2 separate regions of the Homo sapiens genome follow, and region 2 is linked to region 1. A link is a loop called in an ENCODE intact Hi-C map of the cell type or tissue named here. Cell type or tissue: GM12878. All regions are shown on one strand.

Region 1 (2,500 bases):
TTCACTTTCCTTCTTTCTTCTTTTCTTTCCTTCCTTCCTCTTTCCCTCTATCTCTCTTTCTTCTTTATAAATACTTTTTAATCCTCTGTAGCCTCTTCAGAAAAATTTACTAGAGAAAACATTTAAACATTCTAATTTGTAGCCTTCCAGATTTTTCATAACTTCTTCCAACATTTCTATTTAGAAGCTATTTTTCTTTTCAATATTTAGACACAGTTAATCTGACTTTAAAAACGGTTATGAGTCTCTCCACTTGCTGTATTCCCCAAAACAAAGGATATCATGAGATTTATGCAACAAACGAGAATTCTTGTACTATTCCAAAGACTCTGATGCTGTTTCTCCTCCGCTGCTCCCATTTTGCATTATAAAAAACTCAGGCAAAATAACCCTGATCACAATTCAAGTATCATCTCCACACAGATTTCTATATGGTAATCTTTGATAATATGAGTTCAATTTGTTTACGCTTTGATCTCCTTATTGCTTTTATCCTCCTGCCTAGTACTAATTCATGAGGACAGAAAACACCTTAGAATTTGTGTGAATAGTAGCAATTTGGACTCAAATTTATCTATCTTTACCGAACAATTCCATATGTCCTTCTCTAAGCTCACCACCTTTCGCTATTCCAACTCCACAACTGCCATGACTGCAGACTTGCTCTGGCAACAACTGTCCCACTGTTTACACCTCCATACACTCCCAGTACCTATAAGGCCTTTTGTGTTGTACCTATAAGACCATGTTAGAAATTTCTCTCCTCATAATGCCTACCCCATTAAATCATACACGTCTTATAAGTGACCATATCCTACCCAAATAATGTATGAAACATCCTTGTATATCAGAACTCACACAGTACATTGCTACATGTATACATATTAGTTGGGCAAAAAGAAAAACATATTTATCAAGATTTGTACAGGAAAGTGAATTCCAATAAAACAGAACTGACCACAAGAGGTACAATTTAGGCTACTGTTAAAAGATATAACTTTTACCATGAAACATTATATTTCCTTTATTTAGTTTTAAAATTAATTATAAAAAGCTAAATATTATTTTAAAGATATTATTTTTTAAGAAATCATTTTTCTTCTGTTTTCCGGTTCCAACCTTCGCACCCTGGGACTTCGACCGGCCCAGGATTTCCACCATTTTATCGAAAATGCTAAATATTGGCAGTGCCAAGGACGTCTGAAGATGGTAAACCATTCCTCCACAAAACCACAGCTCCCCTGCGACCCAGGTGCTGGTAAAGGGTAACAACGTAGGAGGCCCAATCCCCTCGCGCTTCTCAGGGTCCCCGGCTTTCCGCCCCTGTGCCAGACGACGGCGTCCTAACGGCCACCCTCTCCCAGGAACCTCCAACGACGGCGCCAAAGCCACAGGAGCCGCCTCCCACCTGAGGCCCGCACGCCATGTTCTCCCTTTTCCCGACCCGTAGGGGCGCCCCACTTTGGCCATGCGCTTCCCGCCCGCACTCGCCGCGCAGCCATGAGGGGCGGGCCTCAACTCACCGTGGCCAATACGGACCGCTGGCGCGGGGTCTCTGAGGGAGCGAAGCGGCGAGCGGGCTGCAGGCCGAGCAGGGCCATGCGGCGGTAGTGGCGGCAGACAGGACAGAGCCCTGGCAGGAGAGGCACAGCACGTCAGGTGAGACAAAGACAGACGTGGCCAGGGGGACAGCACACGTGAGGTGAGGCCACGTGGTGCGAGCTCCAGGGCTGGTGAGGCAGCTGGTTTGCGCAGGCACCCCAGCCACGAGGTGGCGCCCTGCCCTCGCCCTGCCCCGACCCTTCCGCCCAGCACCCTCTGCTCTGCTCTGCCCCTTCTGCTCAGCACCCCCTGCTTTAACCTGCTTTTTCCATTCAGCGTCCCCTGCGGCCTCCCAGCCCTCATTCACCTCACTTTCCACCCGCAATGTCCTACCCACTAAAAAACTCTCTTGCCACCCTACCCTGGGCCCGAACCCCACCCCACACTAATTATCTCTTTTCTCCCGGGTAAGGTGAGGGACTTGGCACCCCTGCCCCCTCCCTTTGTCTTCCTCTTTACCTATGCTTCATATGCCTCTCAACATGCCCTGGCATTGGCAGAGTTTATAGCACACTGTTCGCTAATGAGAATTAAATCTTCCGTAAAATGTCTATATGTTAATTCTTAACACTGAAAACCAAGAACAAGTTTTTGTAGTCTGCTGATGATGTAAAAAATATTCATGGTAGGGTCAAATAGTGTTTGGACCCAGTAGAGAAGGTGATGTAGTTATCTGTCACTAAAGCTAATTTTCTTATCATTTATTTATTTATTTTTGTAAAGACGGGTCTCACTGTCACCCAGGCTGATCTCAAACTCCTGGGATCAAGCCATCCTCTTGCCTCGGCCTCCCAAAGTTCTGGGATTACCGGCATGAGGCACTGTGCCTAGCCTCTCTTGAGGGAAAAGTAAATATGTTGTGATTTTTAAATTTAGTACTGTAATAAACCTTTATCCA
Region 2 (2,500 bases), 710 kb after region 1:
GTATCTTTCACTTCATTGGTTAAATTTATTTCTAGGTATTTTTATTTTAGTGTTGTAAATGAGATTGTTCTCTTGATTTCTTTTTCAGATTAAATGCTGTCAGCATGTAGACATGCTACTGGTTTTTATATGTTGATGTTTTATTCTGCAAATTCACTAAGTTTATTTATCAGTTCTAAGATTTTTGGAGGAATCTTCAGGTTTTTCTAGAGATAAGATCATATCAGCTTCAAACAAAGATAATTAGACTTCTTCCTTTCTAATTTGGACGCCCTTTATTTCTATCTCTTATCTAATTCCACTGGCTAGAACTCCTAGTACTGTGTTGGATAGAGGTGGAGAAAGTGGGCATCCTTGCCTTGTTCCAGATATTAATGAAAAGACTTTAATTTTTCCCCATTCAGAATGATATTAAGCTGTGTTTTTGTCATATATGACCTTAAATGTGTTGAGGCATGTTTCTTCTGTAGGGTCCAGCCCTACTGGGTCTGTGGGTTTTTCTCCTCGTGTGTGGAAATGAGAGATCATAGAAATAAAGACACAAGACAAAGAGACAGAAGAAAAGACAGCTGGGCTGGGGGAACCACTACCACCTAGACGCAGAAACCGGTAGTGGCCCTGAATGCCTGGCTGCGCTGTTATTTATTGGATGCAAGGCAAAAGGGGCAGGGTAAGGACTGTGAGTCAATGATTGATAAGGTCACGTGAGTCACGTGTCCGCCAGACAGGGGGCCTTTCCCTTTCAAGTAGTGGAGAGTGAGAGAGATACAGCTTAAGTCATTATTTCTTCTATGCTCTTCTCAGAAAAATCAAAGACTTTAATACTTTCACTAATTCTGCTACTGCTATCTATATGGCAGAGCCAGTTGTACAGAGTGGAACATGAGCCAGGTGTACAGAGTGGACCAGGACCGTGACCGCTGAAGCACAGCTTCACAGGGAGACGTCTGGTCAGGCCTCTGGATGGCTGCGGGCGGCCCTGACTGATGTCAGGCCTTCCACAAGAGGTGGTGGAGCGGAGTCTTCTTTAACTTCCCTGGGGGAAAGGGAGACAACCTTTCCCAGTCTGCTAAGTAACGGGTGCCTTCCCCAGGCACTAACGCTACCGCTAGACCAAGGTCCGCTAGGTAAGGGGTGCCTGCCCAGGCGCTGGAGTTACCGCTAGACCAGGGAGCCCTCTAGTGGCCCTGTGCGGGCATAACAGAGGGCTCACACTTGTCTTCTGGTCACTTCTCTCACCGTGTTCCTTCAGCTCCTATCTCTGTATGGCCTGGTTTTTCCTAGGTTACAATTGTAGAACAAAGATTATTATAATATTGGAATAAAGAGTAATGCTTCAAACTAATGATTAATGATATTCATATATAATCATATCTATAATCTATTTCTAATATAACTATTCTTATTCTATATATTTTCTTTATTATACTGGAACAGCTTGTGCCCTCGGTCTGTTACCTTGGCACCTGGGTGGCTTGCTGCCCACATCTTCTATGCCCAGTTTGTTAACAGATTTTATCATGAAGCGATGATGAATTTTACCAAATACTTGATCGACATCTAGTGAGACGATCATATGGTTTTTGTTCTTAATTCTGTTGATATGATCTATCATGTTTATTGATTTGTATATTTTGAACCATCCTTACATCCTTGAGATGAATCTCACCTGATCATGGTGAATGATCTTTTTAATGTGTTGTTGAATTCTGTTTGCTGATATTTTGCTGATAATTTTTTGCATAATGTTTATCAGGAATATTGGCCTGTAGTTTTCACTTTTTGTAATGTCCTTGTGTGTTTTGGTATCAAGATAATGCTGGCCTCAGAAATGAGTTTTGAAAAATACCCTCCTCTTCTATTTGTTGAAATCACTTTAGTAAACTTGGGATGAGTTCTTTACGAAATATTAAAAGAACTTCTTCAGGCAAGGAAAAAAAAGATGTTGGTCAGAAGCTTGAATCTATATGAAATAAGAAACAAGAGCACCAGGAAGGAATGAATGAAGGCAAAATAAAATATTTAATTTTTCTTGTTCTTAACTATATTAAAAATGAATATGTGTAAAATTCTTCACAATCTTTTTTCAGAAATTAGAAGAAACAGGTCAGGCATGGTGGCTCACACCTGTAATCCCAGCACATTGAGAGGCCGAGGAGGATGGATCACTTGAGGCCAGGAGTTTGAGACTCGCCTGGCCAAAGTGACAAAAACCCGTCTCTACTAAAAATACAAAAATTAGCCAGGTGTAGTGATGCCTGCGCCTGTAATCCCAGCTGCTCAGGAGGCTGAGGCACAAGAATCACTTGAACTGGGGAGGCAGAGGTTGCAGTGAGCTGAGATCATGCCATTGCACTCCAGCCTGGATAACAGAGCGAGACTCCATTTCAAAACAAACAAACAAACAAACAAACAACCACTTACTGACTCTTCAAAAGAAATACGAAGTAGCTACATTAAGTTCATACAAAGATGACTTCAGAACAAGGAAAGTAATCAG

Evidence for each region. Peaks named below come from ENCODE experiments on the same cell type or tissue, not always from the same donor. Only the 100,000 strongest peaks of a DNase experiment are listed, where the experiment ranks them.
Region 2: a loop joins it to region 1, with 23 times the contacts of the local background. A loop is called at or near these places in 2 of 110 quality-filtered maps.

What each region holds. Positions count from the first base shown.
Region 1 is chr9:11,616,973-11,619,472 of GRCh38, forward strand. It overlaps LOC105375975 (histone-lysine N-methyltransferase SETMAR-like), which reads right to left and starts at 1,777. Exons shown (of 2, transcript XR_929479.1): 1 at 1,524-1,777. In GM12878, no CTCF peak of the experiment used is centred here; no DNase peak of the experiment used is centred here.
Region 2 is chr9:12,328,392-12,330,891 of GRCh38, forward strand. No RefSeq gene overlaps it. Among named protein-coding and RNA genes, the nearest start is that of TYRP1, 360 kb to the right of the region's middle. In GM12878, a CTCF peak has its summit at 1,174 (motif pointing left); a DNase peak (open chromatin) is centred at 1,143.